2 separate regions of the Homo sapiens genome follow, and region 1 is linked to region 2. The links are chromatin contacts, found by POLR2A ChIA-PET in ENCODE. All regions are on one chromosome and are shown on one strand. The core of a region is the stretch at or near the end of the contact, and the rest is flanking DNA. Distances in the headings are between cores, read along the strand shown. Region 1 overlaps KIAA1671. Region 2 overlaps PIWIL3 (piwi like RNA-mediated gene silencing 3).

The links. ChIA-PET counts read pairs that join two places held with the same protein, here RNA polymerase II (POLR2A).
Region 1: POLR2A ChIA-PET joins it to region 2 with 11 read pairs in AG04450. The contact joins two enhancer-like sites. POLR2A ChIA-PET finds 5 or more read pairs at or near these places in 2 of 52 experiments (AG04450 and GM10248).

The regions. Positions count from the first base shown.
Region 1 is chr22:25,162,344-25,166,387 of GRCh38, forward strand. All of the region lies in intron 6 of KIAA1671, which reads left to right. Among named protein-coding and RNA genes, the nearest start is that of CRYBB3, 35 kb to the right of the region's middle. Within about 2 kb of position 2,750, at least 2 of the 41 ENCODE cell types and tissues checked have a DNase peak (open chromatin) inside an H3K27ac peak, as active enhancers do.
Region 2 is chr22:24,726,752-24,730,353 of GRCh38, forward strand. It overlaps PIWIL3 (piwi like RNA-mediated gene silencing 3), which reads right to left. Exons shown (of 21, transcript NM_001255975.1): 15 at 1,426-1,623; 16 at 1,199-1,302. Among named protein-coding and RNA genes, the nearest start is that of PIWIL3, 46 kb to the right of the region's middle. Within about 2 kb of position 2,345, at least 6 of the 41 ENCODE cell types and tissues checked have a DNase peak (open chromatin) inside an H3K27ac peak, as active enhancers do.

The sequences.
Region 1 (4,044 bases), core at 1,500-3,999, 440 kb after region 2:
TGGGGGTATAGAATTGCAGAGGGGATTGGGACACACTTCTGGAATCTCTCAGAACTGCTCTGTCAGCTGTGTGCCACCGAGCACTGCCCTGACTCAGGGTTCTTTCTTAGGCGGATGTGTCAAACACCCCAAAATACATGCAGGTGTAATATTTTCTCTTTTTCCCATCCCCTGTGTAACTATGTCACCTTTTCTATTTAAGAAACTCATGGTTACTCACTGCAAAAATATTATTCTCAGAAACATATTTCTCCAACAAATGTTTATTCCACAACTACTAGAGGTGAGGTGTTGTTCTAAGTGCTGGGGTACTGTGATGAATGAAAGAGCCTCTATAGATCAGAGATCAGCAAACTACTGCCTGAAAGCAAAATCTAGCCGGCTACTTCTTTTGTAAATAAAGTTTTATTGGGACACAGCCATGCACACTCATTTAGCTATGAGTCTTGTGCTGCCTTTGCATTAACAACAGCAGAATTGAGTAACTGGAACAGAGACCATCATGACCCACAAAGCCCAAAATATTTACTATCTAGCCCTTTATAGAAAAAGTTTGCTAAACTCTGGTGTAGATTGACTAAGAGCCTGTTTCTGATTGGTACTTAACTTATGATGTGTACATATACTCCCATTTATGTGTTTGTTTTCACAAAACTGGTGTCACAACACACATTGTTTTGTTACCTTAAAAAAATTTTTTTTGGCCTGGCATGGTGGCTCAGGCCTATAATCCCAGCACTTTGGGAGGCAGAGGCAGGTAGATCGCTTGAGCCCAGGAATTCAAGACCAGCCTGGGCAACACGGTGAAACCTTGTCTCTACAAAAAATACAAAAATTAGCCAGGCATGGTGGCACATGCCTGTAGTCCCAGCTACTCAGGAGGCTAAGATGGGAGGATCACTTAAGCCTGAGGAGTCGAGGCTGCAGTGAGCCGTTGACAGTGTCACTGCACTCCAGCCTGGGTGATAGAGTGAGACATTGCCTCAAATTTTTTTTTTTTTTTTTTTTTTTTTTTTTTTTTACATTTTCTAGTTTATGGCAGACATCTTTCTGTGACAGTAAATATTACTTCTGGACATTATTTTCCTTGGCTGTATTTTTTTTTTTTTTTTTTTTGAGATGGAGTCTCACACTGTCACCCAGGCTGGAGTGCAGTGGTGCGATCTCTGCTCATTGCAACCTCCGCTACCCGGGTTCAAGTGATTCTCTTACCTCAGCCTCCAAAGTAGCTGGGACTACAGGTGCACGCCACCACGCCCAGCTAATTTTTATATTTTTAGTAGAGATGGGGTTTCACAATGTTGGCTGGGATGGTCTCGATCTCTTGACCTTGTGATGCCCACCTCGGCCTCCCAAAGTGCTGGGATTACAGGCATGAGCCACCACGCCCGGCCATTCCTTGGCTGTATTTATCCATTGCATGGATATTGTATTTCACCGTCTCCTGCCTTATTGAACATTTAGGTTGTCTCTCGTATTTTGCAATAATAACTAATCCTGCAGGGCGGTGTCCATGTTCATAGATCTTGGCAGGTATCTCTGATGGTTTCCTTGAGATAAATTTCTGGAGCAAAAGTTACTGAATTAAGGCTATGCAGATTTTAAATTTGGGGACATATATTATGGGTTGTTTTAATATAGCCTTTAGGGGGTACATGTTACCCTGTCTCCCCAAAGCTGTCCACTGAGGCACTTGTCTTTGCCTGCAAGACAAGGGCCCAGAGTTCTCACCTTCCAGTGGCTTTGGGGCTTGGCAAGCCAGTCCAGGCAAGTGGTTTTTAAACCTGCCAAGTCTTGAGGTTTTTCAGAGCATTGTAACCTACATCTCTTTCTGAGAGCCTCCTGATGCATCATAGAAAAGGTGGGGCAGGTAGAATGTTGGTGGCAGGAAGGAGCACTGGGAAAGGAGCCCAGAGCCTGGGTTCCAGTCTCCCCAGCTCCGCTTCCCACTCACCAGGAGAACTAAGAGCCCCATAGCTGTTCCTGCTTCTGGGCTTCCATTTTCTCATCTGAAAAGGAAGGGCCGACTGAATGGACTCAGGGGGTCCGTCCAGGTGTACATTACAGTATTCAGTCAACCTCATTTGACATACGACCAAACCAAGGTAGAGATTGGAGACTTGGATAAATGGAGACCAATTCAGGCAGAGCTCTCTGCCTGCCTTTTAATTCATCATGTGTATTTTCAGAGTATCTTGTATATTATCCACCTGCCTGCAGTCACTAAGGTGTTTTTTACAGCAGCCTGTGAAGCAAAAGAGTTGGAAGAATATCCTGCCTTAAAGCTAATAAAACAACCTGACTTGTAGAAAGTGAGTTGCAGGGGCCCGGTATGGTGGCTCATGCCTGTAATCCCAGCACTTTGGGAGGCCAAGGCAGGCGGATCATGAGGTCAGGAGTTCAAGACCAGCCTGGGCAACATGGTGAAACCCCCTCTCTACTAAAAATACAAAAATTAGCTGGGCCTGGTGGCACGCACCTGTAGTCCCAGCTATTCGGGAGGCTGAGGCAGGAGAATCACTTGAATCCAGGAGGTGGAGCTTGCAGTGAGCCGAGATTGTCCTATTACACTCCAGCCTGGGCAACAGAGTGAGACTGTCTCGGGAAAAAAAAAAAAAGAGAGAGAGTTGCAGGCGTGTGTGTGTGTGTGTGTGTGTGTGTGTGTGTGTGTGTGTGTGTCTGTGGTTGATTTTGAGGCCTCGTAGCTCTGGGGCTAAGCTCAAGTGTTGATTTGAAGTCCCGCCAAGTTCTGGTAGAATGATGAGGCATGAATAACTTGTAATGCACAAGGTTACCAGGATACTAACTAGAGAAAGTGCTGATTAACAGCTTGCTTTCTTAAACTGCATTTACAAGATGAATTCCCTTAGGTAACCCTAGCCCCTGCATGACTCCAAATTTGACAGTCTGTGTTAAAGAGCAGAGAATGCAGTTATATTCACCATAACCTGCTTTGATTGAACATTGAGACACAGAGAAGTAGCTCGTCCAAGGTCACATAGCTACTATGTGGTGGTCTCTGGATTCAAGTCCAGGTGTTCTGGCTCTGGAAGCAGTGTTTGTTCAGGGAAGACTGCTGAGAAACTGGTAAATGATAATTATTATACTGTGGAAAGTTCTACAGCAGTGCTGTACACTACAGCTTTCTACAGTGATAGAAATGTATTCTCCATGCTGTTCAGCATGGTGGGTGGCTGTGGAGCTCTTGAAATATGGCTAGTGCCACAGGGGAACTGAATTCTTAGTATTAGTTAATGTCAATTTAAATTAAATTCAAATAGTCATAAGTGGCTAGTGGCTACTGTATCAGATGGCACAGATGTAGAGACCTGAGGTCTAGGGGACAATGGGAGCCTGGGGCCTCCTGAGCCAGCCCTCAGGGTAGGACGGTGGGAAAGTTCTGGGAAGGCTTCCTGGCCATCAAAGTTGAAATCTGAATGGTAACTTGGAGGTGGTGGCTGCTCCACCAGGCCTGGAGGTGAGAGGGAGGAATGTGAGGGGAGGGAAATGGGGCTGGAGGAGCCAGTGGGAGGGACTGGGGGGTGAGAGGAGGGGTATGGGAGGAGGGAAGCAACACTGAAGGAGCTGCTGAGCCCACCAGGCCCCGCACCCATGCAGGTCCCGCAGGCCGTAACCCTTTCCCTAACCCCAGCCCTTACCCGGAGGGACGTGGGGGGCTGTGGAAGGGCTTTGAGCAGGGACCTATTCAGTTTTGGAAAGTAGAATGAGAAGCACATACAGGGCGAAGGATGCCAGGGGAGGTCCCTCGGAAGCTGCCGCCGTGGGTGAACAGATAGCTGGTCATAGCTGGAAGGAATGTTGTTCGAGAAAGAGACTTTGAAGGACTGAGGATCGATGCAGTATGGCAGTGAAGGAGAGAGAGGAGGGAGCAGCGCTGGCCTCAGGACCCTCAGTCTGGCATTAGGCGGTGGAGGGAGAAAACCCATCCATCCCTGACTCTTGGAGAGTTCAGATCCCTGAACCTGAATCCCAAACCTCTGTGGGGGAGGGCACACAGATGGTTGTATAAAGGGAAGCCACCAT
Region 2 (3,602 bases), core at 1,095-3,594:
TATTATCATATTGAAGCAGAATATGACTGGAAAAAAGTCATCATCTATGGAAATAAAGATGGATCTTCCTTTAAAGATATTCCTGAATTACACCTAGTGGGCCACAATCATTATTAAACAGAGGTAATTTGCAGGACATACATCAAGTAATGTGCAAAGAGGACTGCAAACTTAAGACTGCAAACGTATTTCAAGGTGCAGTGTGGTTTCTACTCTGAGAACAGAAAATAAAAGGGCCCTGGGAGAAAAGGAGAGCATAGGATATAGACACACATCTCCTTTTGGAAGTACATCACTTGCAGGTATAGGAAGACAAGATCCTATACTTACAGATCTCTGGCCACTAATTATGTTTCCATGTCTCTTTACCCATGCACATCTGAACTATTTCACTATGTGTTAATGATCTCCATTTAAGACATTTACTGATCAGAGCCTGTGGTAGGCAGAATTCTACCTGTTCTAATCCCTAGAGCCTGTGATTATGGCAGAATACCACCCCTGTGATTGTTATGCTATATGGCTCTGTTGACTTTATGATAAAAGTTTTCCAAATGAGTCATTTGTAATTACATGAGCTCCTTTAAAAGCAGGGATGTTTTTTCTGGCTGATGGCCAAAGAGGAGGTCAGATTCAAAACAGAACAAGGGCTCAATGTGCTATGGCTGGTTGGAAGATGGAGAGGGGTTTGCTACATGAGAGTGATCAAGACTGGCCTGCAGCTGACGGTCAACAACAACAACAACAAACAACAACAACAAAAACCAGGGACCTCTGTCATCTAACTACAAAGAAATGGATTCAGCCACAATGACATGAGCTTGGAAGGGGAGTGCTATCAAGCCTCCAGATGATAATGTGGCTTAGCTGACACCTTAATTTATGCCTTGTAAGGTCCTGAGAGCGTGAACTACCAGGTGTCTGATCAGAAGAACCGTGCAGATAAAGACAGGCATTGTCATAAACTGCCACGTCTGTGGTATTTTAGGCAGCAATGGAAAATGATGTAGAGCCAGCCAACCATGCAAAATGTTCTGGGAACATAACTTTGCCAGAAAAATCAGGAGACTACATGATTAAGAATAACTCATCTGTCAAATTCCCAACCTCTTGAGTTAACACATATTAATTAGGTTCATCTTTTCTATTTGGTCCACAGTCAGCTACTAACTAAACATGTCTACCAGAGCTTACTTACTTTGTTAATTCAGCATTGGTACTTGCAACAAATCCTGCTATTGATTTCTGTCGATTTACGATATCGTGGAAACAATCAATGCCAACGAACATTGTTCTTTGTACCTTAAGTTTGTTTTTGAAAAGGTAATGGAGTTAGAACGTGAGCAAAATTTAAGCATTAACAATTAAGAGAATCTCAAGTTTTATTAGAAGTAAGTTAAACGAAGTCAGTGAAATACAACATACGTCTGTCTCCACCTTCCAGAGGGCTCCTCCCATCTTGCAATTCATCTGCTGGGCAATCTTGGTGACGATGGTCCTTGCCTGGACTTTTTCTAAGGTCTTTTTCACCACACACTGGCTTGGAATTGGGCATTTGGTACATAGGTATCTTTTTATGCTGTCATATCTACGTTTGTCATCATTGGGCAGGATACAAATCACCTTGAAAACCAGCAAACATGACATTCCCTAAGATACAACAACAGTGATACAGGAAAGAAAAACCATCTGGAGCAGGCAACTTAGGTGGAAGACTAACAAGCTAGAGTCAATTTATTAAGAAAATATATGAGCCCAAGAGGGCGAAGGGTCTAGAGCCATGTTATTAATTATAACATAATTATATCAACTTATATGTATTTATTAGAAAATTATTACATTAGTTATTACTTAATTGGAAGGGTGAATGTGTAGAAGAAACAAATTATAATTAACATTATAAACTATAATTAACATTAAATTGTTATAAGTGTTTAAATTATAGTGTTGTAAATTATAGTTAACATTGTTATAAATTACAATTATAAATTACATCAATTGCTTAAGCCTGCAATATCATTTCCATCCTAGTTATTCAGGTTCCAGGAACTTATCACCATGTTGACAAGGATGGGTTAAAATCAGGCTGAAGGATACAATGATCAGGACAGTCACCATTTACAGGACTATCACTGAGAGAGGAGAAAGGAAAAAAACAAAAAACAAAAAACAGTTAAGGCAGGTCCACACTAAAATTCTTTTAAACAGCCTGAAAAATCAAGCTGCAGCTGCACAGATAAGGGAGCAAGGCCTAACGCAGAAATGCTTTTGTTCTTTGTGTAATCAGCAGGCTCCCAGGAAAGTTTCCTCTGCTTCTACAGACAAGTACACAGTGCGGACTCCATGGGAAGTTGCATAAGGGGGAGGCTTGGCTGAGACAGGCCTGCAGCTGCACAGATGAGGACAGTTACACAGACAGCTACACAGATAAGGGAAATTTCTTAGAAAAGCTTTTGTGTTTAACTGTAAAATGGCAACCCTCTCGGGCCCCCTCTCTGCTGCAGAGAGCTTTCCTCTTTTGCTCCAACCTTACTCTTGGTGTCCACACTCCTAAATTTTCTTGGCCATGAAACAGAGAGCTCGGATAACACCGCAGACGACGAGACGGTTTCATTGACCCTAGACAGCTTCCTCATGATGTATGTATAGGGCACTTGCCGAGTGGTTCACTTGGCAAAGTTAATACTTTCAGCAACCCACTGAAATAAGTAGTAGTATCCCCATTTTACTGCTGAGTAAGCAAACTTAGGAGTTACTGAAACTGCCTGATTTTCCAAATTTTCAAATATTGGGTTGGATTTCCAGTGGGAAACTAAGCAGTTAGGCAGACTGGTTACTAATTGGCCTGTTCCTGACTTGCTTGGGAAAATAATTATTAAGTTATTTTTAACACGATGATGTTTATAGGAAGTTTTTGGTGGACATCTTTTATCAGATTAAGGAAATTCTCTTCTTATTCTATACTGTTTTTCTTCCTTTCACATGAAAGGGTGTAGAATTTCAAATGCATTGTCTGCATTGACAAGTATTTGTCCCATAGTTCAGACTAAACAGTTAATCATTTGCATTTTTTTCTGAAGGTGACTTATTTCAAATTTTCAAATGACTGGCATATAGTAGCTTTTGGTGTTTCATATTTTATTAATCTCTGGTGAATCTATACTGATGGATTCTACTTTTTCTTTTTTTTTTTTTTTAGCTTTAGTCTTCTTCAGTCTTGACAGTATTAAATTTTGATATTTTGAAAAGGACCAGCTTTAAGTTTTTTGGTTTTTGTGCAGAGATGAGTGGTGAAATTAGAATTATGTGTACAGATTAGAAAACAGCATCACCGGCTGGGCGCAGAGGCTTACGCCTGTAATCCCAGTACTTTGGGATGCCAAAGTGGGCAGATCACAAGGTCAGGAGTTCGAGACCAGCGTGGCCAATACGGTGAAACCCCGTCTCTACTAAAAATACAAAAATTATCCAGGCATGGTGGCGGGCACGTGTAGTCCCAGGTACTTGGGAGGCTGAGGCAGGAGAATAGCTTGAACTGGGAGGCGGAGGTTGCAGTGAGCCGAGATTGCATCACTACACTCCAGCCTGGGTGACAGAGTGAG